Linked DNA regions of Mus musculus: regions 1, 2, 3, 4 and 6 are each linked to region 5. A link is a loop called in an ENCODE intact Hi-C map of the cell type or tissue named here. Cell type or tissue: gastrocnemius. All regions are shown on one strand. Region 1 overlaps Magi1 (membrane associated guanylate kinase, WW and PDZ domain containing 1). Region 2 has its middle 140 kb from the start of Gm23035. Region 3 overlaps Magi1 (membrane associated guanylate kinase, WW and PDZ domain containing 1). Region 4 holds the start of 9530026P05Rik (RIKEN cDNA 9530026P05 gene). Region 5 holds the start of Gm52913 (a long non-coding RNA gene). Region 6 overlaps Adamts9 (a disintegrin-like and metallopeptidase (reprolysin type) with thrombospondin type 1 motif, 9).

Region 1 (5,000 bases), 940 kb before region 5:
CTAACCCATGCTTTGCTGCCGTACCTTTCTCTCTTCAACAAGCCTTATTAAATCTAAATCCTCCGGTGGTGAATCCTAACAGATCCGCCATTAAAACTGGGAGCTATATCTTGTCCTCCCCTCCAAAAAATAAATAAATAAATAAAAGCCTCACTCTCTCCTGCCTTCTCTCTTTCTCCATACAACCTGGAAGTCCCTCCTACTCGCTCAGTGTTTGACTTCTTTATTCATTAGGGGATTGGTTCACAAGAGCAGCACCAGGCTCATCCACAACAGAGGTACCTTCCTGTTTCTGATTTTGAAGCTATTATGTGTAATTTTAATTTTTTCAAATCCTATTTTTAATGATGGTTCTTAAATGTTTGCTTTAACCGTCCTTCTGGCCCACCACCCACCAAAGGTAATGGAAAAGAAAGGATATGGGGGAAGTGGACCTGTCTACTCACAAACATTTCAAGAATACACCAGCAGTCCAGCTCGGTAAAGTTGGGTTAGCAACAGCGGTGACATGACTTAGGAGAGACAGCCAGGCCTCAGCCTCAGCTCCAGTCGGCAGGAGGGACCAATAGGAACACCAGGAGAAGTTCTGGGCTGTGCCTCTCTCAGGGATGTGAAGATCAGTGAGAATCAAGACCCCCAAACATTGCACAGCTAGCTGAACCAGCACTGTCTCTGTCACTCGATGGAGTCCCATTTATAGCCTCCAAACATCATGTGTCCTCCTTATGCCTTGCCTCAGCATAGGTCTTGCCTCAACATCTAGCTTGCCTTAGCACATGCATCCAATCAGCCCGAAGCCAAGGAATCCTGACATGCAGCTCAACTATGCAATGTAAGGTGGACCAATACATGGGAGTTATTAGCAAAGAATCCTTCATCACGTGTCCTTTCAAGCGTTTGCTTTAGCAGAACATCCTCTCCTCTGTGTCTGCTTCAGTGAAACATTCCTTCACGAGTCTTCTTAGTCCTTCACCTGTGTCCACCTCAGGAAAACACTCCTTCACGCCTGTGCCCCAGCCAAACTCCATCTGACTTTCCAAAGAACCCTCAAGTTTCCACATCACTTGTGTGAGGAAGTTTGCCCTGTGGGATAATCTTTTCTCTATTCTGTCAAGGTAAACCTCACACGTGTTAGTACCATATTGCATTAATTAATATTTTACTGGAAAGAGGGCCTGCATGGGTCTGCAGCAGGTCCTCTGCGTCTGATTGCTTCCAGTTTAGTGTTTTTATGGAATTCCTGAGTGTGTGAAGGTGTGGGTCTCTTGTTTCTTGTGCCTTTTTTTGGGGGGGGGCTCTTTTCCTTCTGTTTGTTCTGTTAGATTTTGATGTGTCAGTTTTGGTTTTATCTTACTCTATTTGAGTACATTATCCCTTAGAAGCCTCTTTTTCTTTTCCAATGAGAGACAGAAATGGTGTGGATCCAGATGAGAAGGGAGGTAGGGAGGAACTAGGAGGAATAGATGGAGGGGAAACCATAATCAGAATGTATAACGTGAGAAAAAAATCTATTTTCAATACTTGAGGAAAAAAAGAACAGAGGTTATAAATGACAGGGTGGGGAGACTGCTGAAACACTTCCTGATCCTCCGGCATCCCCGACAGGTGCAAACGTGTTCTCAGACTTGCTGAGTGTTTGTTTTTATAATCATGCTCAGATATTAATCACAGCCCCTATCTGTGAACATACGTCTTTACAATTCTTATTAGTAGAATCTTTAGTATCTTCAAAAATAGCAATGTCTCCTTACAAGTGTGAGCTTCCTCCCGGCAACATCAAATGTGCTTTTTCCGTGCCAAGTTGTTACCTAGGTTTGTTTTCCATTCCTCATTAATCTTTCTTGTGTTTCACAATTTCCCTATGTTCTTTTGCTCTTGCCACATGTAATAAATGCTACTCTAATGGACCCAGCACACTTCAGAACCAAGCTCATCTCCCATGGATGCTGACATGTAAAGTGCGCTTACTCACGTCTGTTTTCATACTGTCGCATGCCTACTTCAGTTCTAGGACACTCGCTGCCTAAATGATTAGCCGTAAATGATTCTGTGTTACTATTTTGTCATCTCCATCTTTGAAGAAAGATTGCTCAGAAGATCCTGTTTCCAGTAACAGCTTAGCAGATGCTAGAACATTCCACTAGAGCCCAGTAGAAGGCGCTGCAGTGAGAGAAGCCCATCTCAGTGATCTGCTGGCCTCAGGCAACACCAGGGTTTTTAGTCAGGCTTCTAGTTTGTTGCTCCGTATGGTCATCAATCCCGGCATGATTAACCCTGCAAAGGCTATATTTAAAGAGACTTCCCTATCGTTGGCATGAACACTAGTCTGTATTTGAAAAATCATTTGGAGATAGTTAGAATTAAGTCTGTTCTCTCATAGACTTTTTGTTGTTGTTTCTAAATTTAAAAGTGGATTATGTTCTCTAGTGATTTTTGCAGTGCATGCCACCTACCAAAGTGACAGATGACTACATTAAAAATAGCAACACTGCCCATGAAATTAATGAAATTCTGTGTTTGTGGAATTAGTCTGCTCTGATAAAGCAACTTTTACTAACATCCTGGGAGGCTGAAGGAGGGAAAAGGCTGGTTTCAAGTGAGGCCTGGATGCCATAACACATCCGTCCCCCAGTTATAACAACGACTGTCTGCGGGTGTGAGGGACTCCTGTCTCCTCTAGGACAGTCAATTGTGGGACCCATGTTCTGAATCCCTTTGAGACCCATTTGTGTTTGCTTGTGGCAGTTTCTCTGTCCTGCTCTTTAAAATGCAAAGAATTCAATTTCCCCGTTATCTGTTATTGTTGTTGAACTTGGGCAGAAGGTACTTAATTTCTTAGTCTCTCCTTAGTTTTCTCTTGTAACTACTCAGTAAGAGAAGTAATGGTTTGGCCTGTTCTGGCCCCTTGTCATGGCTGCCACTCGCTGGTGGGGCAAGCATAGCCTGGGCCAGCCTTAGGCAGTGTTTCTGAACTTCCATGTTGTTATCTGAAATCTGGGTAGAAGGGCACTCTCTTATGTTGTAACCAAGATGGGACTGACACTGGTTTGTCACACGCTTTGGTGCACTGGAGGTGGGAGGTTCTGCCTTAGAGCCCTTGCTTTGTCTGAGTGGATGATGCTTGCAAAGGGAGAGGGGGTAGCACTCTTGGAGATGTGCTGTCACTCTGGACTTTTGACTTAATTGTCTGCAGTTGGAGATCAGGAAGAGGGGCAAGGTGATTGGCATGTTCTTTTGGCTGCGGTGAACAGAAGAAACTCAGCAGCACCGAATAGGGGACTTCCGGGTGAAGTCTCCAGTGAGATAGCTCAGTGCCTTTGGCCTCCTTTTTAAGTCGTTCTGAAGACATTCTCAATTTGCAAAGTAAGGAACTGGCAACTTATGTTCAGTTGCTCAATTCTGTTTTACAAAAATGTGCTGGTTTGTGAAAGAGCCCTGCAGTAGGGAAGAGGCCCCCAAGAAGAGTCTAGGATAGGAGAATGTGTGGGGATGGCCAAGGCACTCTTCCTCCCATGACTGCTGCTTCCAGGGCCCCTTAATTTAAGGGGAGGCAGAGTCCCAGGCCATGGTTACATTTGTTACTCTTTTGTGTGCCGCCCCTTACTTACTATGACATTTATTGAGAAAGCCCTTTCATGTAGTTCTGCCCTCTTACAGTTGGAGGGATCACCCAGAGCTTGTCAAATCCGCAAGCAGAAGGGAAACACGGAATGAGCTGAGCACTTTCTGTGTGCTTGAGGATTTCCACAATACCCATGGATGGTGTTTTTGCCTTCGGTTTTTGGTGTGGTTGTTGTTGTTGTTTTGTGTTTGGTTGGTTTTTGTTTTGTTTTAAAAGAATAAAAGCAGTCACAGAAACTTTATGACACCCTTTAAAATTGTTTCCCAGTGCTTGCTGACATTAAGCTCTCCCATCCACATTAACTTTTAGCCTGATTTGCCAAGAAAAACAACAGGAAAGAGCTAACTTTAGACAGGCAAGGCGAGAAGCAAGGGGTCCTCGGCCTTCACCCACCGCTGTGAGCGTGACTTGTGCTTCCAGCGCACTTCCTCTTCCCTGCCACACACGTAGTGCTCCCTTCTCTTGCTTTTCCCTGGCTAGCAGATTCCATTCAGTGGCCTCACCGGTCCTGGACCTTTCCTGCATCTTAAACACACTTGACCTGTAAAAGTTTGTAATGAGACTCACCTGGGGAGGGCCTGCGTCTATTGGCTGTGTGGACTGAAGCCGACGCCTACATTCCACCTGTAAGTTCACTTAAGTGGTGACTGGCTGGACAAAGTGTCAGCTCCTCCCCCGACCCTAGAACTCTTTAGAAATTGACAGAGCCAGGAAACGCCTCCTTCCCGGCTCAGTAACTACAGTCACTTAGCTCACGTAGATACTGTTTCACCGAGAGGATTTTGAAGACATTTAATATCTCCAGGGGACACAAATGGGCTTCGCATGATACATCCTTTGCTCTTTGGAAAGCCTGACCCCTGTGTAAGTGGCTTCTTTAGGTCTGACTTGCAGACTCTTTGGGTAATGCAGTGCCATGGCGGACTGTGTCATGGAATTGTCTTGCTGTTATAAACCACAGCCTGTGCTATATGAGACTTCTTAAAGTTTGATTTGGTGTTAAGTAGTCTTATAATAAAGTCAAAAGAAATCACCATATCCTTACAAAAGGCATCAGAAACGTGCCTTCCTATTTAAAAAAAAAACAAAACAAACATTGTGACGTAAGAGAAACTAACACCCTCCTCAGGCTCTTAGGCCTTTATGGAGATGCATGGTTTGGCCTGCAGAAAGCAACTGCCCATCTTCCCATTAGCACGCATATGCCAGAGAATGGGAGCCATTTGGAACCTTGTGACTCCTGTTGTAGTGAAAGTTTGTTTCATAAGCAAAGATAAGAAGGTCTCCTATCTCAGACTGGGGAAAAAAAATCTCTGAGAACATATGAATTTCCTGGGGCTGGCAGCTTACAGTAGGTTTGAGCTCTGAGAAGCAAGCT
Region 2 (5,000 bases), 870 kb before region 5:
GACAATTTCCTGCTGTGGCTGGCTCAGCCTTCCTCTTCTTCCAGCATCAGATTCCTGGGAATTCCAATTTTGGGGATTTCCGATTATTGTCTCAAGAGTCTGACCGACAAAGACAGGGATAGCAGTGTCTCTCTAGCATCCCCTCATGTCGTCAGAGCAGTTACAAATCCACAGGGCTCTCTGGATGTGGAGGGAGCTGGGAAGAATTACCCTGACATCTAGTCCAAGTATGTAGTTCTTACACGCGCACAGTTTGGATGGCCAGGGGACACGTAGAAATGATGGAGATATTTTGTTATCATACTGGGAGAGGGGTTTGTGCTATTAGCATCCACCAGTGCTCCCCAGCATCCTCCCACAAGGCACACAGAGCTCCTCCTCAGTAAGCAATCAGCCAGCCACAGTGCCAGCAGTGGCAAGGCTGAGAAAGACTGCCTTTAGCCAAATTTTAGGAATTCCCAGGGAGCTTGCAACTGGAAAATACTTCAAAAATATTAACAATTTAATTTTGTAGAAGCTATCATTTTAGACAAGCATACATTCATCCTCTAACTCCCAACTTGCTGGTTTGAATGCTTCTTTGAAATGGTTAGTGCATCAATCAATTTTCCTTTATGTTTGTTTTTTTGTTTTGTTTTGTTTTATTAGACAGCTCCCAAAACAGTCTGTTAAACTCCTCTGTCAGAACACCCAGGGTTCTCTGAAAAAAGCATGTGACATCCACAGCTGTCCTGGTTTGGTTATAGATTCACACTGTCATGTGGCCTCATTAAATTTTTAGCCTCGGCTGAAGATCCGAAGTCTATCCCTTGACTCAGAAGGCACTTTTCAGAGGGTGTTTTGAGGATTAATTAGTTAACTTTGGCAAGATGCTTTGAACAAGTACATTCTATATTCTATAATCATTGGGCAAATAGGCACCTTTTAGACACTATTACCTCGAGGCCCGACCCCTCACTTGCTTGAGCAGTTCCCTGGGAGCAAGCGAATTGGAGTAGGCAGTGGCCAACAGCCAAAAATCAGGAGCCTTATTGAAGACTGCTAGCTGAAGAGTCTCCTTGTATGATGAGAAAAACACTCCAAGGGAAGTTAAAAGCCTTTTGTAGTGACGGAAGACTTCTGAAGTGCGGTAAGTGAACCAGGACCGCCCCCACCCCCAACCCCCGGCCTGTTCGCTCATTTGTAATTATTGATCAGCTCCTACTCTTCCCTTTTCCCTCTTACAAAGAGCAGAGCCTGGTCAGGGACCGACCGCTCAAAACCCTCCCATGAGAGAGAGAAAAACACACACACACACACACACACATGTAACTTACATTCACGATGTTTTAGCTTCCGTGCAGACGTTTTAATTCTCTATATGGGAAGGATGTGTATGAATGCAGGTGTCCTTAGAGGTCATAGGCATGAGATTCCCCTGCAGCTGTTGTTACACATAGTCGTGAGCTCTCCAATGTGCTGAGAATTGAACTCAGGTCCTCTGCAAGAGCAGCGCATGCTCGTAACCATGGAGCCAACTCTCCAGCCCCTATGCAGACTTGACCTTTAAAAAATATATTCCTAGCTGGTCGGTGGCACACGCCTTTAATCCCAGCACTCGGGAGACAGAGGCAGGCGGATTTTTGAGTTTGAGGCCAGTCTGGTCTACAAAGTGAGTTCCAGAACAGCCAGGGCTATACAGAGAAACCCTGTCTCGAAAAACAAACAGACAAAACAAAACAAAAACAAAAACAAAAACAAAAACAAAAACAAAAAGTATATTCCTCCAGGAAGCGGGGGACCGGGAAAGGGGATTATGTTTGAAATGTAAATAAAGAAATATTCCAGTACAAAATAAAAAATATTTACTTATTTAATTTTTTAAAAGCAACGGCAACAAATTTATTTTTATTTTATGTGTCTGTCTATGTGACTGGGATTCACAGGTGCCATAGGTGGCTAGGATGGCTGGTTGCCACCTCCTTATGGTGCCTGCCTGCCATAAAAGCTTAGTCCACAGGGAGGAGGCATTCAAGTAGGTGTGAGCTCAGGTAAATCTTCTTTTTCTTCTTTTTATCATTTGCATTGCACTTATTGTCATTTGTAATTTTTAATTTTTACACAATATTTTTTATTATTTGGGAATTTTACATTATGAACCCAGATCACATTCACTTCTCAGTCCTCACAGTCCTCCCTTGTGACCTCAATCCAGAAGAAGAAGAAGAAGAAGAAGGAGAAGGAGAAGGAGAAGGAGGGGGAGGGGGAGGGGGAGGGGGAGGGGGAGGGGGAGGGGGAGGGGGAGGGAAATGACAATGAAGACAAAGAAGACAAGTCAAAAGTCAATATGTGTTGACCATTGGAGCATGGTCAGACTCCCAATGGCATCCCCCTTAAAGAAAACTGTATGCAACTGTACCATGTGCATGCCTGGTGACCACAGAGGCCAGAAGAAGACATCAAATGCCCTGGAACTAGAGTTATGGGTGCCTGTGGCAGCTGTGTAAGTGTTGGAATTGAAAATTTCCTTTTCCTTATAGCCTTAATTTTTATAGCCACTATCTGCTGCACTTGCAAGCTCCTTTTGATTTGGGCAAAAAGCAATTTTTGCCACTGTGTGTCAGGTACTGTGCTTGGAACCTATCTCATCCTCCAACACCTGTTAAGATAGGTATGGTTTTGTCCAGTTGACGTATAGCAGCATGGACGAGTCCTTGAGGTTACTCTGTTGATTACGGTCACCAAGCTGGGAAATGAGAATCATCCCCCAGTTGTTTCAAAGTTAGTGCTGTAGTATTTCAGCATCTCAAGCCAGGACAAACCTGTGCATCCCCCTTTTCCCACTTGGCTTTCATCCCCAAAGGAGTTGAATAGGGAAGATAGCACACTTGTCTCTTTTCAGATAAAGGGGATGTTTCCCAGCGCTTGAAAACTGGCTTCCACGCAGACTCCTTGACCATGAACCCACTAGCGCCACCTACCAGCAGCTGCCTAGTACTGCATTCTTCTTTCTCTTGGGGCTGCCCTGGGTGAGTCCTTCCCTGGCTCCCTTTGGTTTGGGTGGATTGTTTGTGAAGCCCAAACCATCACTCTCTGTTCCCCTTGCTGTCTCCTTGTCCCTGTGTACCTTGGAAGCACTAGTTGCTCTGCAGGGACTCAACTTGGGCATTCTTTTCAACCTCTATCAGTGACTTCATCTCTTTCTCCGGCTTAGATCAGTAGTTCCTAAACTTTGTGGGGGATTAGAATCACCGTGGGAGCCTTTAAATGTCCTAGACTGCTCGATAGATGAATTAGCTCAGCAGTGCTGATAATCAGGACGTTTTTCACTTTATTTTTTCAAAGCTCTCTGGGCGATTCTAAAGTGCAGTCAGACGTGAGACCCAGACACATGAGTCATGTCCTGTGCGTTCTTGGGTGACAGCTTATAAACTCCTCCCTCCACATGAGGCCTGTATCTCTGTTTCTAGTTTCCCCCGGACCCTGAACGTCCAAATTTAGCAAGTGAAAACGCAGAGGGTCCAGTCATACTCATGTTTCTCATAGGATGCATACTAAAAAAAAAAAAAAAAAAAAAAAAAAAAAGTATTGGCTATTTACCCAAAATACCTGCTGTGTCACATCTGGCAACCCCTGCTAAGGAAAACATGACTTCTCTGAGTTTCCCCTTAGTTGGAAAGGCTTTCCTGTGAGCCCAGGAACAAGCCTTAGCTTTCTCTGACACACCTTCTCCCCTGTCTCTTTGATTCCTGCCCTGTGAGGATGGGCCACTTTACACATCTTTTCTCGGCTCATACTGATGCCTTGGTCTTTTCTCATCACCTGGGTCTTTGAGGATTTTACAGTAACAACACTGAATCCTACACTCCATCCTTTGATGATCCAGGTTCCGTTATTTCCCAAAATATCCTCATGAAACACTGAGCTGATTCTGCACTTGGACCTGTAAAGGCCACTCATTAACGAGGAACAATGCAGAATATACTCTAGATTGCACAGCCCTGAAGGACGTTTCAGAAGGGCTCCCTGGCAGAGCCCAAGTACTGGGGGCAGTCTAAGAAAACCGTGTATCAGCATGAGTCTTCTACTTAGATTGGGATACCTGATCTTTTCCAACAAACTTCTAACCATTCAGGGAAAGCAGAAACCATGTCTTCCCAGAGTCGTTCTTGCTGATTTCTATCTGCATTTCCTAAAGACCTCTCTTACAGTTCCTGCTTGCTTAAACCCATCCTCCTCATCTTCCCCAGCACGTCAGACCTGGGATTGGTATACTAGGATTTTCACTGGTACCATTGCTTCCGACTTGTGTTCTCCTGATATGATTGGGTGTGTTGTATAGGTTGATAGTTATGAGTGTGTGTGTGCATGTCGGTGCAAACATACAGGTGCTTCCTCAATTGTTTTCCACCGTAATTTTTTGAGACAGTCCCTCCCTGAACCTGGAGGTTGCCACTTTGGGGAAGCTGGCTGGCTGCAAGGGCTCACGTCTCTAGCACAGGGATTATAGCTTTGTATTCTGCTCTACATTTTATAGGGGTGCTGGTGATCAAAGCTTAGACCCGAACTCTTCTGCAGCAGGCACTTACAGGCTGAGACACCCCCCTAGCCCAATGTGACCATTACAAAGTAGGTTGGCTTTTGCTACCAGTGTTGCTGTGTGGTTCCTTCCCCATAGTCCCTAGCTGTCCCCAGCATGTACTGCTTCATAGCACACCAACAGAGATTGTGCTAGCCTAGCTGGAAGCTGAATTTTTGTGCCCATGGGCTTTCAATGAGCAATGGAACCAGCTCTTTCCATTAAGTAGCAAACTGGCACTTCTGGGGAATTAAATACCAACTCAACAGCCTTAACTACCGTGGCAAGTCCTGGGTACACAGCCTCACTGTTTCTCCAAGTTCCCCGCTTAGATGCAATTGCATGAGGTGCCTGTTTGCTTGTTAGGTCTCTATGCATTGATTTTTCATAGATCTTTCTTGTCTAACCTTTTGCCCTTTCTAATAACTACCCAAGTCAACTG
Region 3 (5,000 bases), 1.3 Mb before region 5:
ACCACGCAAGGGGGGTGGGGTGTTGCCAGGAGTTTTTTGAGAATGTTGATTGCTTATGCTGTTTACTTGCATATTGGAGAGTTGTAAGGATGTGCGCAGTCTAATTTTAAGAGACCTGAGGAGGTTAATGGATCATGGGCTAATGATGTGTGTCTGTGCATCTTTCCACCTTTCTAAATGGCACCTCAGATTTCACCTTCACCAGTTCCCTCCCCCCTGACCGAGTGTAGCTGTGGCAGTGTTGACAAGCAGGCTAATGAGCTCTGTTCCTTGTTTCTAATTTGACACATTTTATCTGGATTTCCTGATTTGAGGCTTGTTATCCTTCTTCAATTCTCCCTCCTTCCCTGCAGATGAACCACAGGACCTGAAGCCACAGGCAGCGAGCAGTCCTGAGGGGGAGTGGGATGGTTAGACCAGGTGCTTCAGGTCCTCAGCTCGTGGATGCGCCTTCCTGGTTTTGAAGAAAGAAAAGTTTCCTTGTACATGTGCTTCGTAGAGCAGGCTGTACCCACTCTAAAAGTTAGAAACCCAGATAATACATAGATCCTGTCTGTCTATTATTAAAACAGACGACAACAATATAGAAACTGGAAATGGAATTTTTTAGACAAAAACACTCTGCATGGCCCCTTTCATTTTTGAGGGAGAAATTAAAGGATAGGATTCTAACACAACCCAGTAAGAAGGATCTGATGAAAAATATGTGGAAATTGGAGTACACCGCAGGTCTTTAAATTTAGTTTTGTGTCTCTTTTAGTAATACATTATTGAAATATTCCTGGGCATATTTTAAAGAATCTTCTTTGTATCAAAATATATGTGCTTTAAAAACCATCCTGAAAAGGTCTGGGGAGACGGCTTCGTTGGTGAAGTGCTTGCCATTCAAGCATGAAGTCTTGAGTTTGGATCCCCACAGTTGCTGGGTACGGAGATGTGAGTGTGATGCTGGAGCCAGGGAGTTGGGCATGCTATAATCCTTGGAGCACCCTCTCCAGCACAATAGGTGAGGTCCAGACTCAGTGAGAGTCTATTAAAAATAAAGGGATGGAGAGATGCTCAGTGGTTAAGAGCATTCATTGGATGCTCTCCCAGACGACCTGGGTTCAATCTCAGGCACCAGTATGGCAGCTCACAGCTGTCCATAACTCCAGTTCCAGGGAATCCAACAACTTCACACAGACATGTATGCTGGCCAAACAGCAATGCACATAAAATTAAAATAAATAACAAATAAAAATTAAAGTGTAGAATAATTGACTAGAACACTGGCTGTTAAACAGTGGCCTCTACCTGCATGTTCAAACGTGTATACACACCCGTATACACATGCGAACCAACACAACACACACACACACACACCCCTCACCAGTACATTTGTATGAATTGTAATGATCAGAAGGATACTTTTTGTTTTCCTTTTCCAGAATACTAGATATAGCCCACCTGGAAATTTCCACTAAATATTTGCATATGTTCAAGGGGATCGGGCCTGTTCTTATACTTAGGAGTTCTGCTTCCTTTGGGAATCTTCAGTGGTTGGTCACATTGAATTGGAAAAAGGATGGAGTGTCCTGTGACTCCTGGGAGTAAAGGCGGCGTGGATGAGACAGTGTATTTAACCTGAATATGAAAATGCACAGGCACCTGGCCCACTGCCCTGCTCTGCTGAGCCTGGTCCCTGCTCCTTGTCCTATCAGCTGTGGAGAAAGCAAACTGAGGGCCTATCCTTGTTCCTGGAAAAGATAAATGGACCTAAGGAGGGCCATTGGAGCAATAGGAAGAGAAAATTGAAGTTTAAATCAGACCCAGAATTGGGGAAAAGGAACAGCTGGGATCAGGCCCTGAACTGCTGTATTAATCTGGCTGTCGGTCCTTCCTAGGAGAAAGTTAAGTGGTCCCCTACAAACAGGGGAAGGTGGTCTCTTTGTCTCCATCCCTTACTTGGGAATGTCCAGTTTGTACTATTTCCCACACTTCCAGACTGAACAGGCAGAGGATGAAGCAGCCCAGGCTACCGTGGAGATTTATTTATGCTTTAATATGCCACGTAAAGCCACTTGTTTGTTTCAGAATTAAGATGAAACACCCAGGAAAGGGACTGGTTGAAGAGTTAAGCAGTCTTCAAATTACCACAGCTGCCGCGTCTGTCCGTCCCCGCCAGATGGGTTTTGATAGGATGAATCTCATTGTAGGAGAGATGAATGAGGTTTTCTTGTGTTTCTCTCTGGGATTGCCTTTGCTCCAGATGATATTATAGTAGACATGTCTGCTGGAGTGAATGCATTGAATAGGTTGGCGTGGCTTCTTCCTTCCCATTGTTTGAAATCATGTGTCATTGAAAACATAGTCTCCATATAAAAATTATTTTTCTAGCTTATCTTACAAACATACACAGATGCGTGCATATGGTCGCTACAATAATACGACAAATTGGGACATACGTAATCAGTTACCAAGAACTTAGATCTGGTTCCCTTCATTTCCTAATATCTTGGAAATCATGTCTCTTACTGCAGTTTCTGGTCAATGAATTAAGAAGCACAGGCACATAATTTTATTTAAGTTAAAGACAATCTTTCTATGCTGTGTTCAGTTAGTAGATATGTAAACCCCAGGGAGTGGGCCAGACCTTGCTGGGGGGGGGGGTGCGGGAGTATGGGTTATTAGTACTTAAGTGTGGAATAGAATCTCCTAGCAAGATGCTTGAGGAATTTCTTTATGCTAAGCAAAGATAGAACCATAAGCCTCAGTAAACATTCATTTTACTTCCATTCTTGTGCAAAGCCTTTTCTTTTTGTGCTGTAAAAAAAAAACAGGGCCCTCTAGAGGGCAGTAGAGAGCAGCTTGCTGATAGAGTGTCTGGGGCAGAGGGGCTGTTGGAAAATTCAGAAAGTTTCCTTTTCCTTTTTCTCCCACTGTAACTCCTGAGAGAGTACAAGGAGCTTGTGGGGAAAGTGGGGAAGGATGGAAGGTGTATTCTCGGGCTTTATTTTCTTTATCAGTATCTGCAGGAATCAATGTGAAGAATGTGTAGTTTGCAGGAGCTTATGTCTTGAATCAGAGTATGCACATGTCTTTTGATTGACGGCTAAATGCACAGCCGAAGGGCTATGGTCTGGGTACACAAATATTGTGAAGGGAATCTGGAGTTTGCTGTCTTGTCTCTCTGAGGTTTTATGACTGCTTCCTTTTTAGACCAAGACTGAATTAATTTTATTCCTAAACATCCCTAAATGTAACTTTATTTAAGTGGATTTTTTTCCTACCAGAAAGTGATATGAGGTGGTGGGGGGTATGGGGTTCACATAACCTAGGATTCTTTAAGTGTGGCTTTTTAATATCTTAATATTTTAATTATTAATATCTTGATATTTTAATTAATTATCTGAACAAGAAATAATTACCTCCACAGTATTGGATTTGTTACTTTCTGAAGTGTACAGGGTGATTCACCTGTGTGCTTTTAAACTGTTTAAGAATGGAGTGGCCCATTCCTTATGTTCCAGTCTGACTGCTGTGGGCATTTAATGCTCTTCTTTGTCTCAGCCTCTGTATCATGGCCTTGGACTCACAGACATCCACCTGCCTCTGCCTCCAAGTGCTGGATTAAAAGTATGCACTACTTCACCTGGCCCAAAATGACGGAATTTTAAGAAATAAAAGAATTTAAAGCCCTAAAAATTATTAATAAATGTATGATAATGGAACTTATTTATATGGTGTTGACTTCCACTTTAGCCATTTGTAATTGAGTTTGATCACATGATGGTTTTAACTATAGGGTGCAATTTACTTGTGTAGGGGGTAAGGGTGGATCACTTTCTCCAGAGTTACAATTTTCTGATGTCAGGGATTCAGTTTTGCAAGTGATTCTAGATTCTTCCTCTTATACCACTCATGAAATCCTAGAATTATTAGTTATACGTCTTTTAAACTTTTTTTGGGCTTCTGTTTATATTTATTTCATATGTATGTTTGTCTGATTGTATGTTTATGCACCATGTGCATATAGTGCCCCATTTGGCCAGCAGAGGGCAGTAGATCTCCAAGGACTGGAGTTACAGAAGTTGTAAGCTACCATAGTGGGTGTGGAGAATTGATGAACGGAGATCCTCTGGAAGAACATTCAGTACGCTTAACTGTTGACCTGTCTCTCCAGCCCCTTGGTTATCCATCTTCAATATATGTTTAAGACTTTTTCAAGGGTAACTTGAAGAAATGCCCTGTAATTCTGGTTACCATTTTAATACCCAGTTCCTAAGTTTGCAGCCAGACAGTATTTCCAGAGATGGCATGATTGATCTTCCTTCTTTTCATTGACAATGAGTTCATATGGCTTTAGAGTGGAGGTGATATTTTGTCACTTCTCCACATATCAGACAAGAAAAAAAAAGCAATATATGCTATGATTTTTATTCTTTAAAACTTAATATTTAAATTTTATGTTTTGAGTGTTTTGCTTGCATGTATTTCTGTGCGTGTGTGTGTGTGGCTGGTGCTCTTAGAGGTCAGAAGACAGCATTGGATCTCTCGGAGCTGGAGTTATGGATGGTTGGGATTGAATTCCCAGCACAACCTCCATGTGGGAACTGGGAATGACACCTGTGTCCTCTGCAAGAACAATGAGTGCTCTTAACCACGGAGCCAACTCTCCAGCCACAGTCTCTTTTTTCTTTTTTTTTTTTAAATTTTTATTAGGTATTTTCCTCATTTACATTTCCAATGCTATCCCAAAAGTCCCCCATACCCTCCTCCCCTACCCCTACCTACCCACTCCCACTTCTTGGCCCTGGCGTTCCTCTGTACTGAAGCATCTAAAGTTTGCAAGACCAATGGGCCTCTCTTTCCACTGATGGCCGAATGAATAGGCCATCTTCTAATACATATGCAGCTAGAGACACGAGCTCTGGGGGGTACTGGTTTGTTCATATTGTTGTTCTACCTATAGGGTTGCAGACCCCTTTAGCTCCTTGGGTACTTTCTCTAGCTCCTCCATT
Region 4 (5,000 bases), 160 kb before region 5:
CTGACTTTTTTTACCCTCCTTATCCCTTGACCCAAACCAGTCCTAATTAATAGCTTGGATCACCAGATAGCACACATTTTATTTTATTTAGGATATTTATCAGAATCTGTAATTATTTTATGTTTTTATATTTGTTCATTGTCTGACTTCAAATGCTGTAGTCTCGGCCCCTCACCTAGTTCTCGGCTGTTACTATTACAGTAGGCGCTCAACAAATATTTATCCAGTGGTGGAGCGTGAAGGAATTGACTCGAAGTGGCTGCGAAATAAATTAGGACAAAGCCCCCCATCTTCTTTTTAAATTAAAGCTTTCGGGGGAAATGACTGATTAGCTCACTTGCCTCTGTTTCTCCCTGCAGTGAAATTATTAGAGAGTCTGAGCGAATATGAGATCGCGTCTCCCATCCGAGTGAACCCCCTCGGGGAACCCTTTCCCACGAACGTGCACTTCAAAAGAAGGCGGCGAAGCATTAACTCTGCCTCTGACCCCTGGCCTGCCTTCGCCTCCTCTTCGTCTTCCTCTACCTCTTCCCAGGAGCACTACCGCCTCTCAGCCTTCGGCCAGCAGTTTCTATTTAATCTCACCGCCCATACCGGATTTATCGCTCCACTGTTCACTGTCACCCTCCTTGGAGAGCCAGGGGTAAACCAGACCAAGCTGTATTCCGAGGAGGAAATGGAACTTAGGCACTGTTTCTACAAAGGCCATGTCAATACCAAGTCCGAGCACACTGCGGTCATCAGCCTGTGCTCCGGAATGGTAAGTGGGCGCGTGCCCCTTCCCTCCTCCCCGCCTCCTCGTCTGCTTTTTTAAGACTTAATTGCACCCTAGTCTGAACCTACCGAGTCTATGCTCTGGCGTTAAATATCAACCCTGGCTTAGTTCTCGGGAATTGGGGGTCCACCAGCATAGTGTGTGCTCTTACACTCGAGAAGAGAAGAGTGTACACATCTGTCCCCCAGAGGGTCGTGTATCATTTGGAGCTGTCTTAGATCGGATGGATTGGGTTTGCTGTAAGCAGCCCAACTCTGCAGAGTAGGTTGCATGTCGGTTTACAAACTCAGAGAAAGTTGCTGGGTTGTGGTTTCTTGTAGCAAACTTGGCCGCTCTGGGGCTGTGCAGCTGAGCGCAGGGCGGACTCAACTCCTCATTGGCGCGTCCTGAGTCAGGGTTGTAAACTGACAATCCCTGGACACCCCTACTGGAGTGCTGGGATATCTCATGTTGTGGACGCGGCTATACTACAGTGTCCCCGCGTTCTTTCCTCTCGGAGCCTTTTATCACGTGCAAGGAATTTTGAAACTGAACCAGATTGACAGGGAAGCGGATCCTGTCCGGGGAAAGGAAGGGTGGGCCAAATACTCTGAGAGCCGAGAGTGAAGGCGGAGCCTGTCTCTAAGGCGGTGTTTAGGGTTGGAAGGTGGCGGCGGGGGAGGGGTGGTGCACTGCAGTCCGACTCTGCACCCTGCTGGCGTGGTGACTGGAGGCGCTAGAGTAATGGGAGAGAGCCTGGAGAGGTAGCCTTAAAAAGAACCCTATTCTAGAACCTGTGGCTGTTTCAAAATATAGGAATAGAAATGTATAGCTCATGTTTCTCTAAGAAGGTTGGGAGGACGGATACCACCCAGTGCTGTCAAGTAGGCATTTAGTACGAGATCCAAGTTGGTACCTCCACCTCTTCTTCCTGACCCCTTCATTACCCTCCATTACCCTCCATTGGGGCTAATAAGGTATCGGTCCCCAGCTCCTACGACAGTCGAGAGTCATGTACAATTCTGGACCCAACTAGGGTGGTCCTTCACTTTCCCAAGCGACGTGCGTTTCTACCACGCGCGTATGACGCAGAAACTTTCCCGCGGCTGGCTCTCCCAGCTCACTGCACCGCGCCTTACGCACAATTGGCTATTAAAAGTCTGTGCCCCTGGCGCATTTACCCTCTCCCCTTGACACACACACCCTCCTCCTCCTCTTTCTAAATGGGGGCTTGGGTACTCACTCGCATGCTCGGCTGCCACTTTTGCTGGCTGGTTCTTGCGTCTTAAATTCCAGGTCTGGAGGTTATATCCTTCTTCGACCTCCAAGAGCCTGCTCTTGGATCCCGGCAGGAGCTCCGCAATCCCGAAGACTGGGAGGAGGGAAGGTGGGGTGTGGGGAAGGGGTTGAACCCCTTTGCCCACCAGCTAAGTGCTGGGAATCCTGGCTCCCAAAGAGCTTCCTTGAGATTGATTGGGGGTAGGCGGAGACCGCGGTTTAGCAAGGGGAGGGGATGCTGCGTTGAGTCATCGCGGCCTCAAACCTGGGCCTGGACACAAGAATGGCTCCAGTCTTTGAGAGGTATCACCTAGGTAGACCTAGGCTGAAGTCTTGAGGCGGATCCCAAACAATCAGTGCACCCCACTATTTAAAGTTAGGGACCCCCAAGTCCTGGATCTTAGATACGGCTGCTTGTGTATTTCGTTGGTAAACAGTCTTTACTCCTCCTCTTTCCCCGCCTACACACCGGTGGAATCTGAGTAGCCCCAGCAGTTGTATAAATATTTTTCTGCGTAGGTCCTTAATTTCCATTGGTGGTTTTACATGGTAACACAGTGCACGTGGTCTTCTTGAGAACGGAAAACCGGGGCTCCTGAAAAGACTCTCTGGAGTATACTATCCCCAATAACACGGCATGTAACTTGCAGCATGTCTCTGAGGGGGGGGGGGTCGCTAAGGAAGGGGCTATATATATTTTTTAAATAAGCGAACCAGGTTTTTATGTCTTTAGCCACTAATCTAGCTCAGAGCTTCCTGCCTTCTTTGTCTCCTGGAATTATTTCCTCCCAAGACTCCTCTTTATCATTTCTGTAGCCTCTCTGTATAATGATGTTCCTCACTTTGCCCAGGAAGGCCTCCAGGAAATCTGCCCTCAACAGAGTGATCCGACTCTGTATGCCCCACACCCACACCGCCAACCCACCCCTCCCATTTGCAGTTTTCTGAATCCCATCTCACACATTGCTCGCCTCTGCTGAGGGAATGCCTGTGCCTCAGTTTTGTTTTGGGTTTTTGTTTTTTGTTTGTTTGTTTTTTGTTCTTCTTGTTCTTGTTCTTGTTCTTGTTCTCGTTCTCCTTCTTCTCCTTCTCCTTCCTTTCTTTAGGACAACGGTATGAGAAAGACCTCCATCTACCTGCTTCTCTCCCAGTTTATGTTTTCTTTCTCAACCCCTGCCACACACCAGTATCAGGTCAATAAGCAGGCTTCAAAGTCTCATTGCCACCCTTTGTTCACGTAGCTTCCACACCTCCTTATATCCTAGTGAACAATATCAAACACACAGCTGATAATCAGAGCCTAACATTACATCCTCTCACACATAGCCTATGCCCAATTTCATCTTAGTTCTCTCTTCTGAAATTCTGTATTTCAAGTAGTTGGCTTTATACTTTCTCTAAACTCTCTTAATTTCCAGTGATACATACATATATATATATATATATATATATATATATATATATATATGTATGTATGTATATCCTTTCCTCCTCTTCCTCTGTGTGTGTGTACATTTGCACGAGAATCTATCTCTCCCTCTCCCATACTATAGTTTAGAGGATACATAGTGTGTGTGCGTATGTAATACATGTATTTAAAAAAAGATGGTCACCTAAGTCAGCACAAAACAAGTTGGGTCTCAATGATTATTTCTGAACCAACAACAAAACTGATTTTGTCTCTGTATTGTTACCATTTATTGAGCTTTTGCTGGAGGCTCTGTGATACAATGCCCCAGTCCTCAAAGCTACCTATCTTGCTTATGAGAATATCTGGGCCTTCCTCTCCCAGGCCTCAAGATGCTAAGTGACCAAGTTGGAACTATACTCCTTAAGAGAATGACTAGATTTGTTTTTCCACACTCTGAAATAAAATCAGGATTCTGGGTCCACGAATCAGCACTAACCCCAACCTGCTCTGTCCCACTGAAAAGCAAATCACTTCCTGTCTGTGCCTCCCAGGCTCCTTCTACTGTCCCCCATAGGCCTCACATGCCCTGTGCTTATGAGATACCATACTGACTGCTGACAGAGATACCTTGGCGAGCATAAATGTGCTAACCTGCTGCTTCTCTGGTGATCTGACAATGTGTCACAGACTATACTAAAACTGACTTCTGCCTGAGTCTATGTTCTGGAGTCATGAGGAGAGTTGTGTTAAAACGTCAGGTTCTAGACATCACGCCTAGAAATTCTGAGTCTGGAAATACAGTGTGTCACTTGGAATCTCATCAGAAAAAAAAGTGCTTTTCTCTCAGGCTGCTCTGATCCTCCTTGCTTTGGGAAAGCTTGGCATTTTGTGTGCATTTTCTTGGATTAGACACCTGGGAGGAAAGTGCATTAAAATTCTGGTTCTTCAGCTGGCCCCAGAGATTTTGGTGCAGTTCAGCAGATAGAGGCACAGGCCAGTGACCTGGCTCTCTAGTCGACTCGGGACGCTGGTGCACGTACCCACACTAGTATTCAGGGGTGGTCTTTTCTCGCGTCCAGGAAATGAGAGAAGGCTTCTGGTTATTTTCAGTGTGTGAAGAAACAACAGTTTTGTGTCTCCTCTGACACTTGGCACTTTCAATGTTCATATAGTATTAAATCACTCGAGTTTGAGGCATTGTGAATCATTTGCAAACCTTGTAGATATTCAAAGAGGGGACCAGGAGAATGGCCTTTTACAAGGTGTTCCTTCATAGAGCTTGGTAAGAGCAAATTGGCCCAAGACCAGTGAGTTACAACAAAACCCACTGGTCAGTTCAGAACCTGAGAAAGTCCTCGAACTTGGCTGATGGAATGGCTGGTATATCCCATTGAACTCTCACAGCTGCCCTTTAGGAACGTCACCTCCAAATGTCCAGTAAGGAAGCGGTTCAAGAAGGTGTGGTGCTGGGTACAAGTAGCGGCCTGTGACAACACTGGTTTACAGGATATCTCTCTGCCTTAAGGGAACAGGAACGGTCCTCGTGTCAGAGCTACA
Region 5 (5,000 bases):
GGGGGGGGGGGGGAGGGGGGAACTTTGGCAGCTAGATCTTGTTAGAAAAATTACACTGCGGCATTTTGGTCCTGAAGGAATCTGATAATTGTGAGCAACAATCAGGGTTACCGTGCTACGGAGGCCGGCTGGAGGAAGCTCTGAGAGAGGATTTAGAAGTCAGTAAAGATGACCTGAGGGCTTTCTGTGTTCAGGAGGGAGTCGATCGGCTGTGATCCTGGGTTTCACCGCCTGTAAACAAAATCCCTACCTAGAAATCATGAATGTAAGGCGCCTAGCTCTGACAACGGAACAACAAAATACCTTCAACGATTAGCGGCCATCAAAATTAATTAACACCTTTCTGCTTACCAAAGTGCCTTTGAATGTGTGTCAGCTCTGCCTTGGTTGGTATGTCACATGGGCTGAAAGTCTTTTGTGTTGGCTTTGTGTTCCAGGGGCGCTTTAGCATCAACCTTTATGGGACTGGGCTGTCTTTAACGGAGTCTGCCAGATGGACGTCACAAGGGAATTACGCTGTTTCGGACATCAAGAAGTCTCCGGTAAGGCTGCGTATTGCTTGGAGGATGGCTCTTGGGGGAGTGGCTGTGTACCGAAGGAGCAGAGCAGGTGTGCTTTCCCATTCACCAAACTTTTGTTTGTTTGTTTTTCCAAAGTGGCAGAGAGAAAATTTAGGACACAAATACGGGAAGGGATTTAGAAGTGGGTGAAGCAGGAGAGACTCACTTCACCTGGTTGAAGCTTGTCCCACCTAGTAAATGCAAAGCCATCCAAGCACCTGGAAAGCCTACTGAATTAAAAGAGGAAGGGGGGCAGGGCTCTAGGATACACACAGCTCAAATATCTTAACTAACCAAACGCAACTCACCTATGTGAACCTCGACAAATGATGGTTTGGTTTGGTTTGTTCTGCCCAGAAACAATTGCAATTCCAATAGGAAGAGGTTATGGGGTGATATTTTCTGGGAAGTTAGGAATACAATAATCCACTTTGTTCTGGCCACCCTGAACCCAGTGCATTTTAGCATGTCTGCAACCGCAGAGCGTGTTGGAAGACAGGTGCTTGGATCCTGGTCTTCTGGGTCCAATTCTGTAGTTGAGCAAGCCCCAAGTGGTTGATAAACACAGCCCAGCCCAAGAATCACGCACCCCGTGGAGCTACCAGGGAAGTTTACATGTACCCCTAGGCCCCCTGACTAGGTTCAGGGGATGCAAACCTCTGGGGCTGTGTCTCCATGGTGATTCTGAAGGGTGATGGGGCAGAAACTCCTCCTTAAAGCCCTTCCACTGAGTTCTCAGGCCACCGCAGCATCTGGTCTCCTGGAGATATGGGACTTTTCCCAGTTCCTGTTCAAGCCCTGTGCACGTGGGAAGAAAAGAGAGAGGGGGAAGAAAGGAGGTCTGAGTCCAGAATAATGGGGTGGGATGAGTGCGGCTACCTGGTTAGAACTGCAGGGTAGAATGTCAGGTCACCTGGGAGGTGGTTTTATACTATTCCTTTGAGCTTGTATGGGATATTTACATATTTTTAGACAGTCTGTTCCCACGTATGGGGTACACCGCTGTAACTTCAGCACTGGGGAAGCTGAGCAGGAGAGCCTTCCGTTCAAGGTAAACGTGGACTACACAGCTAGACCCTGTCTCCTAATGACCAGTACTATGAGTAATGCCACGTGATGGTAATATGTTGTTTATCTGAAATCCATATTTGACGAGCATTTAGACTTTCACTTGCTGAGTTCGGCAACCCCTCCAAATGTGGTGTCTTGGGTTAGAAGCAGGAGATGAAGCGGCAATTCAGCCTGCACTGATCCAAAGCCCCAGCATAGGGGAGGTTCCACACGGCATCTCAGGACAGTGTGTTTCCTGACTCCTTTTTAAACGTCCAGAACCCTACCTGTATCTCAGGTCCTGGTCTCGCCACAAAGCTAACCAGGGATCACAAATCTCATTCAAAGGTCAAGCGATTGCTGTGATTTCATCATAAGTATTGCCTTCCCACCAAACAGAATAGAGACGACTGTAATCTTTGATTGAGCCCTGACATCAAGACATCTAACTCTACTACTCCCCACCTTAATCCCAGTCCTATAGATTTTATAGGAAATAAAATCAGTATATTTTGTTGTGTTCATGTCTCAACATGACAGGCGCGTTATGCCTCAATGACCCGATTTGAAATTTTGAACTGCTTTAGATGTGGTTGAATGAAATCATCTTTGTAAGCTATATATGTTGCATTTATACATACATACATACATACATACATACATACATACATACATATGTTATAGTTTTGCTAGACTACAGTCAATCATAATTGAAATTTCAGCCAGAGGCTAAAAATAACTAAAGGCTGGAGTGCCATCTTATGGCCATGTCGAGTACTGCAAGGCTGTTCCCCACCCTCTGAGAATTCTGCCTGAGCTGCTGGGCTTTCTTCTCCACCCTGCTGCCCAGTGTGTGTGCATGTGCGTGTGCGTGTGCGTGTGCGTGTGCGTGTGCAAGTGCTCACGTGTAGATATGTAGAATCAAGGACTGCAGTCTTCCTAGCTCCTGACAGACCAGAGCCAGGGCCTCAGAATAGCATCCCCTATGAGAATGGACCCCCAGAACTGCTAAGCTTGAGGAAAAGTTCAGATGGTCCTCTCCCTGAAGAACACCTCCTCTTTGGTGACGGCCCTCCATAGCTGCTGAGAGAAGAGGCTTTCTCCATCCGTACAGGAAGTCTCCACACACACAGTGCAGGTGGTCATCAACATCGTCACCTCGGGGTCTTGTGAAACCAAGGCAGGAGCATAAGCAACAGGCAGTGATGTGGCATCTTTGCAGCCTTGTGGCTTACTACTAACTTGCAGAAGCTAGCTGAGGCTGCCTGCTGTGGGTAAAGGGACTGCAGGCTAGAGGTGGAACCTGGGGGAGCTGTCCAGGCTGAGCCTGGGAGAGCTGGTGCGGGTTAGTGATTGCTTGGAGGGTCTGGTGAATTCTTACTGTCTCAGCTCAGAGCTCTGCATACGTGGACAGAAGAGATGCTGTGACTAGGAGCTGAGTGAGGCATGAGGGAAAATTCCAAGTCCTGAGCTCAGTTGCCAGGAACATTCTGGTCCCTCCAATGCTATCTGTGCTTAGGACTCCTCAGGCCTGTTTGGAGTTCTGCTGTGGCACTGTTCACTGTCCTCAGGACTGCCTGCCTGGTGCTCTTTCAGGGCAAAGATCGTGCATAGGTCTCCAGGGCCAGGCAGCTCAAAGAAAGCCTACTTGTGGCTGGTTGGGGCTGGTGCTCAGGGGTTATCTGCTTTCCTGAGGTGCCTGGCGAATTTTAAGGCACAGGGAGCCTGCTCTCTACCAGGGATTCCTTGTGCTATACAAAGGATTGTAAATAAAATAATTGCTTTATAAGATAATGAATCAAACAGGCTTTTCCCACCTCTGAATTCTTTTACAACAACTGAGTTAAGAAATGAACATACATGTCTGCACATGTGTGTACACAGTAAAATCTCATGAGTGTGCACATGTGTGTGCACAGTACAGTAGAATCTCATACGTGTGCACATGTGTGTGTGCACAGTACAGTAGAATCTCATGTGTGTGTGCAGAGCATCGTAGAATCTCATACGTGTGCACATGTATGTGTGCACAGTACAGTAGAATCTCATGAGTGTGCATATGTGTGTGCACAGCATCGTAGAATGTCATGAGTATGCACATGTGTGTGCACAGTACAGTAGAATCTCATGCCTGTGCACATGTGTGTGTGCACAGTACAGTAGAATCTCATGTGTGTGCACATGTGTGTGTGCACAGCATCGTAGAATCTCATGAGTATGCACATGTGTGTGCACAGTACAGTAGAATCTCATGTGTGTGCGTGTGGATTGCTTTCCAGTTTGTGAAAACCCAGCAAGTACCTAGACCTACAACATGGAATTTCCATAGGTTCACATTTTCTACACGTGTACCTTTTAGTCTGCACTTTTCTATGGAAACTGGATAGTATGTTTACACATATGTAGATGTATGTACATAGTTGCCTGAGGACTGTACTGGGGAAAATTATATGTTACATGTTTTGTATGCAGTTCAGAAGGAGTCAGTTTTGCATGTCATCTTAGCCCTAACATTTTACTTTAGGTCCTAAACTATGTTTCTTTTTTTTTTTTTTTCCGAGACAGGGTTTCTCTGTCTAGCCCTGGCTGTCCTGGAACTCACTTTGTAGACCAGGCTGGCCTTGAACTCAGAAATCCACCTGCCTCTGCCTCCCAAGTGCTGAGATTAAAGGCATGTGCCACCACTGCCCAGCCTCTATGGATTTTCTTAACACACCCTTGCCTCTTAGCCCTTCCACTAAAGACAGGCAAATGACCATGCTTCCGCCAAAAATAGGCCCCTCCCTAAATCATGGGCATCGGCTCCCCTGAATCCTGTCCACTGAGAAAAATAATAGAAAATTGGGAATACAAGCTGTGCCTAATAGGGCAGTGCGTCATTCACTTCACTTATATGCAATAGTTGGAGCTATTATTAACAAACTATTTATTTAAAAGAGAATTCAACTGTAATAAAGAAATAAAAGCCAGGGTTTCATTGCATGACAGCAAGGGCTTCTGGCTCCCTTTCCTTCTGAAAGAAGCTGTCTCCACGGCAGCCATGTTTTTCTTACTTTTCAGTCTTGTTTTGTTTCTCAGTCTGGTGGCTGTCAGGATGCTGACATGCTAGGACCATCTTTAACATCATTTGAGGATAGTACCATCACAGAGAGTAAAAGGGTAGCCCCACTTTATCTGTTTTGCCTAAATTAGCAGAGTTTTCGGAGGAAGAAATAGTGCAACTACTGTAAAATCATTATCAAATTTATTTTGTTTTCAATTTATGACTGCCTAGGCCTTTTCTCATTTGATGAAGAGAGGCTATTACGGATGTCCTGAGGCAATGGCTTTGTAAGGACAGAGAGATATAGTCACCACAGTACCGAGCTCAATTCCCCGCTGGCACCGCTT
Region 6 (5,000 bases), 88 kb before region 5:
GAAGCTTCAAAGACCTACAGTATAGAAGTCCATTTCTTCTGGTAGTTCTCAAAATCATTTAATCCAGCCCCCATTATCTACTCCTACACACATGTTACGTATTTATCTTGTTCTTACTTATTAGCATATTAAAACACAGATTTTATTTTACTTTTTCAGTGTTGGTGGCTGAACACAGCTCTTTTTGCCTACTGGGCAAGGGCTCTACCATTGAAGTATTTCCCCAGTCCTCAGATTTCTGAGGCAGGAGCTCTCTATGTATCTCAAGCTGGTTTTAAGCACCCTCATCTCTCTAGCTCCCACCTCCTAAGTACTGAGATACACACATACACCTGACTAGCAAATACTTTCCTGAAATATAATAATGAAATATAATAATAGCATTTTATTTCCCACAAAGTGAACTATGAACACACTGTACTGAAGAACAGGTCACGGTCCAGAAAGAATATAGAGCAAACTAGATTTAATTTAGAGTTTGATTATTTTTATAGATTCTTCTTGGGGATCTCTGCTTGGCCCCTGGGTCTTATGCGATGACAGGGAAGTGACTTTGGCAGCTGAACTGCAAAGTGCTTTCTTGTCAAGACATCTCCCTCCTTTCTCCAGATGGTAAATAGCCTTCCCCCAGGGAAGTGACCACGGAGGCCTGAGAAGGTAGCCAAAAATCAAAGTGCAGATGGAAGTTCCAGATGCCACTGTAGAACGAGTTCACCTTTTTTTTTTTTTTTGCCTCACTTCCTGTAGGAAGTGACAGTTTGCCCCAACTGGCCTGTGACAGGATGAGATAAAGGATGAGTTTATAAGTCCTCGTTTACTGTGTTAGAACAAAATCTCCCTGACGCTATTTCAGTGTAATGGAAAATCACAGCCCACTTTCCTTGCCAGTGGTCAACTCTGACCTACTTTTGGACATTACTTAGAAATTCCTTGATAAGCGTGTTGGCTTGAGTTCCTCTTTTTTCCCAACTCCTCCCCTAGACAGGTGTGTATGAGTGAACATTAGGACATTGAGAAGTGGCACACCTCCCAGTGGCTGAGATGAAGGGAATTAATAATGGGAGAGAAGATCCCCTGGAGGTTAGAAGAAAATTATCTTTTTCTAGATTTCCACATACATTTCAAAATCCTGATTTTAAAAACTGTGAATTAAACATTTTTTGCTTATGTTTTAAATTCAAGCACTCTGTTCCTGTTGTGTTATAGAAAATAAGAGTAGTCATTAGTATATACTGTGCACCTGATGTGTGTCAGAAGGCTTCGTTATGAATAATATCAGGGATGTAAAGGTGGCAAAGTCTGATGGATTCAAATCTAATTTTAAAAGTGTATAATGAGGGTTTGGGAGACAGTTCAGTTGTAAAGTGCTTCTGCAAGCACGGGGCCCTGAGCCCACTTTTAAAATGTCAAGTGCAATGGTGTAGCTGGGGATATAGTGGAACCCACTGGGCAGAGGAAGGTTCTTGGCCAACCAGCCTAGCAAAGTCTGAGTTTCCAGTGACAGGACAGGTCTCAGTGACAGTGCCTGTCTCAGAAAATAAGGTAAGACTAGTAAAATAGTTCAGAGCATAAAGACACATGTCCCAAACTTCATGACCTGAGTCGGGTCCTTGGAACTACATGGTGGAAGGTGAGGATTGTACTGTAACCTCTATACCTGGTATACACACACACACACACACACACACACACACACACACACTGTGATTAAAACAATAAGTAGAAGGAACCAGAGAAACAATACCTTTAGTGGCTTCCACATGTACCCATGCACACGTACACACATGCATACACACAGATACACAGGTTCATACATATAAACACAAACACACTGACATACATGTTCAGACACACAGTCATATCAGTCATATACACACTCACACACACACACACACACACACACACACACAATATCTGCTGTTCCAGATATTGTGTCCAGCTTTTGCATCTTTGCCTCTCTCTTCATGTGGTCATGACTGACCCCCATTTCTCTACTCTCTCCCTCTCTCTGCCTTTCTCTGCCTCTACTACTCTCTTAACTCCCCTCCCCATGCCCTGAATAAACTCTATTCTATACTAAAAAGCAAGCAAACAAACAAACAAACAAAAACATTTCCAGCCGTATGTGTGTGTGTGTGTGTGTGTAGTGTATACACACATGTGCAAGGGTGTGCACCTGCTTTCATCACTCTCTGCTTTATTCCTTTGAGACAGGGTCTCTTATTGATCCTGAAGCTGAGCTGATGGCCAATCCCCCCAAATTTAGTGTTTATTACAAAACAATAATAATAATAATAATAATAATAATAATAAATAATAACGCTCCTAGTGTATAGCACGTACACTTGAAAATTTTTAATTATTCCCCATATTATTCATTCCTGCATTATTATTATCAGAATAGTCGCTGAGTATTTACAAGCACGGACAGACAAAAAGAAGCATTCCACAGATGAGTTTCCCAAGAGCCAAGTGAAATACTTCATATAAAAATTGCTGTCCTTGCTTTGCTGAGTTCCAGTTTGTTTGTTTGTTTGTTTGTTTTCCTTTCTGCTGCTTGAATTTCAGACTAGCTGTACCAAGAGATTCTTCACAGACGTAGCATCTCTGGCTGTGGTTCTGTGACTTCCACGTACATTGACAGCCATGAAAATCACACGGATACCTTGGTCTGAACTTGGATTGTAACTGGCTGTGACTTTGAGCTGTCATCATATTTGAATGAAGAAAGAACGAACTCAGCTTTCTTACTAGTTGGATGTGACACTTGTGTTTAACACAAATGTTGGTTTTCCACCATTATTTATGTCTAGGTGGCACGTTGCCAGCAAGAGCGAATGCAGTGCCCAGTGTGGTTTGGGCTACCGTACTTTAGACATCCACTGTGCCAAATACAGCAGGATGGACGGGAAGACGGAGAAGGTGGATGACAGTTTCTGTAGCAGTCAACCCAGACCGAGTAACCAGGAGAAATGCTCAGGAGAGTGCAGCACAGGTGGATGGCGCTATTCAGCCTGGACCGAAGTAAGTTGGTTCTCATCTGAGAGTCCTGAATACCAAGTCTGATGAGTGATCATAGCTCCTTCTGGGACTGTGTTAAGAAACCCATTTAAACTGCATAGAGAGAGATCTGCAATTGATTTACGATGCCTTTTAAGTCAAGCTCTGAAAGGAAGGCTCCCCAGGTTAATTTGTAATGTCTGACTTGAATATAACATGAAGAAAAAACTAGACTTGGGTATGGTAGGACATTTATTTCTTAAGGGCTGAAAGAAACAACATAGCTTTGATTTTAAGCAGTCTTTGTAAAGAATTCAGAAATGCCTTATTTTCTTTTATTTTTTATTTTTAATGATCATAGTGTTCTAGAAGCTGTGATGGTGGTACCCAGAGAAGAAGAGCAATTTGTGTCAACACCCGCAATGATGTCCTGGATGACAGCAAATGCACACACCAGGAGAAAGTCGTAGTACAGAGCTGCAATGAGTTCTCCTGTCCCCATTGGAAAACAGGAGACTGGTCAGAGGTGAGAAAAGGAAGCCCTGGATCCTAGCTCAACTCAGATGACTCTGGATTCCCCAGCGTCGGGCGGAGGTGTAGACTACTGTATGGTTCTTCCATCTCACTCCCATTTGATTCTCCATTTCCATTACTACTGAAACCCTTTAGTCTGCCTAGGGCCTCAGAGTCACTAGGAGTTGGCTGGATCTTACAGCCCAGTAGCTTCTGCTGCTGACTTTAACGGAGTGGTTCTCCCCCTCCCCCACTTTGAGCTGTAAATCGTTGGCTGGAAATTGAGGCTTAATGAAGTGTGAGGTTAAAATAGTTTAGACATGAATCCAACAAAGAGGATTCCCATCTTCCTCGTCTTTGAAATAAGAGATTAGACCACCTGGCTTACACATCCAGTCACATGGGAGCGCTTGGTTAGGGGGAAGCCCAGGCTGAGTGTTTGAGAATAATAACTTCTCATCCCTTGCTTTATGAAGCTCAAGGCAACCCCATCTGTGCCCCGTATCTGGATCTTGGGATACAGTAGGCATCTTGTCTGTTAATGTAGCCCAACATTGTTACAGCCCAGTGAGAATCTCAGCAAGACGGCTCCTCACTTCACCTCCTTCAGCGGATGCAGGTGGTTGGGGAATAGACATCCCTTATTAACTGGACAGGTCAGAAATGTGGGGAAGCAAAGTTGCTACAACCACAGCTCCTACACACACACACACGCACACATACCCTTATCTCCCCCCAATGTGAGTGCAATGTAAACTGTGTATTTCAGGTGTCAGATCTGAACAAAATACCCCTAATGCTGCTGGAATGGTCAAGTATCGACACATGTCCTTACCTATGGCTGATTTGTGGTCACGTGATCAACAAACTTGGCGCTTTCCCAGTAGATTAAGCACTAAATCCTTGATTTTTTTTTTTAAAATATGATTGAAGATAGCAGGTTTACATTATACTTAGATAGCTAATACTTTAGTGTCCAGTTGTTCATGAAGCCAGGTGTGGTGGTATATATCTTTATTCCTACTCTTGGGAGATCAGGAATTCAAGACCACCCTTGGCTGTGTGTACTATAGTGAACTTAAGGCTTAGCCTGAGACTCATGAGACCCTCTTCTAAAAAAATAAAAAGTAAAGGAGAGGAAACTTTTATAGCAAACCCTGACTAAACGTGTGTTTGAATAAATACTGAACATACAGCCTAACTGTTCCAACACTTCGTTAACACTTAGTAACCTTGGATAAAAAGACTGGAATGGAAAGAGTAAAGAATTGAAGAAAACATTCAATTATTTTACTTTGTCTTTTGTACTTTTTAGGCATTTTTTAATTTTTCCAAAGTGAGCCCAAATAATAATGATAATTATATTTGACATACTTTTCTTTTTGAGAATGTCATACATGAATACTGTACGTGCTAGACACTTTAGTTTCTCTGAGTCAGAATTATTGTTACCCCCATTTTATAGATGTGAATATTGAGGCACAGAG

What was found. Peaks named below come from ENCODE experiments on the same cell type or tissue, not always from the same donor. Only the 100,000 strongest peaks of a DNase experiment are listed, where the experiment ranks them.
Region 1: it touches region 5 in a loop (2.6-fold over the local background); 16 of 42 quality-filtered maps call a loop at or near these places.
Region 2: it touches region 5 in a loop (2.5-fold over the local background); 2 of 42 quality-filtered maps call a loop at or near these places.
Region 3: a loop joins it to region 5, with 8 times the contacts of the local background. A loop is called at or near these places in 3 of 42 quality-filtered maps.
Region 4: a loop joins it to region 5, with 5 times the contacts of the local background. A loop is called at or near these places in 18 of 42 quality-filtered maps.
Region 6: a loop joins it to region 5, with 2.9 times the contacts of the local background. A loop is called at or near these places in 5 of 42 quality-filtered maps.

Annotation. Positions count from the first base shown.
Region 1 is chr6:93,727,064-93,732,063 of GRCm38, reverse strand. All of the region lies in intron 12 of Magi1 (membrane associated guanylate kinase, WW and PDZ domain containing 1), which reads left to right. Among named protein-coding and RNA genes, the nearest start is that of Gm23035, 64 kb to the left of the region's middle. In gastrocnemius, a CTCF peak has its summit at 2,145 (motif pointing right); a DNase peak (open chromatin) is centred at 2,162.
Region 2 is chr6:93,655,746-93,660,745 of GRCm38, reverse strand. No RefSeq gene overlaps it. Among named protein-coding and RNA genes, the nearest start is that of Gm23035, 140 kb to the left of the region's middle. In gastrocnemius, a CTCF peak has its summit at 2,977; DNase peaks (open chromatin) are centred at 997, 1,950 and 2,956.
Region 3 is chr6:94,038,134-94,043,133 of GRCm38, reverse strand. All of the region lies in intron 1 of Magi1 (membrane associated guanylate kinase, WW and PDZ domain containing 1), which reads left to right. Among named protein-coding and RNA genes, the nearest start is that of Gm22840, 150 kb to the right of the region's middle. In gastrocnemius, CTCF peaks have their summits at 2,842 (motif pointing right) and 4,016 (motif pointing right); a DNase peak (open chromatin) is centred at 2,834.
Region 4 is chr6:92,937,807-92,942,806 of GRCm38, reverse strand. It overlaps Adamts9 (a disintegrin-like and metallopeptidase (reprolysin type) with thrombospondin type 1 motif, 9), which reads left to right. Exons shown (of 40, transcript NM_175314.4): 2 at 360-760. It overlaps 9530026P05Rik (RIKEN cDNA 9530026P05 gene), which reads right to left and starts at 2,225. Exons shown (of 3, transcript NR_015530.2): 1 at 1,998-2,225. In gastrocnemius, a CTCF peak has its summit at 1,475; DNase peaks (open chromatin) are centred at 1,161, 1,417, 1,900, 2,196 and 1 more place; H3K4me3 peaks cover 3,342 bases; H3K27ac peaks cover 3,853 bases.
Region 5 is chr6:92,782,388-92,787,387 of GRCm38, reverse strand. It overlaps Adamts9 (a disintegrin-like and metallopeptidase (reprolysin type) with thrombospondin type 1 motif, 9), which reads left to right. Exons shown (of 40, transcript NM_175314.4): 38 at 438-542. Gm52913 (a long non-coding RNA gene) reads right to left here and starts at 712. Exons shown (of 3, transcript XR_003956476.1): 1 at 352-712; 2 at 112-231. In gastrocnemius, a CTCF peak has its summit at 2,378 (motif pointing left); DNase peaks (open chromatin) are centred at 500, 1,150 and 2,392; H3K4me3 peaks cover 302 bases; H3K27ac peaks cover 527 bases.
Region 6 is chr6:92,870,814-92,875,813 of GRCm38, reverse strand. Adamts9 (a disintegrin-like and metallopeptidase (reprolysin type) with thrombospondin type 1 motif, 9) reads left to right here. Exons shown (of 40, transcript NM_175314.4): 20 at 2,814-3,024; 21 at 3,362-3,526. The region is part of intron 1 of Gm15737 (predicted gene 15737); the gene reads right to left. Among named protein-coding and RNA genes, the nearest start is that of Gm15737, 4.0 kb to the right of the region's middle. In gastrocnemius, no CTCF peak of the experiment used is centred here; DNase peaks (open chromatin) are centred at 631 and 2,842; H3K27ac peaks cover 2,826 bases.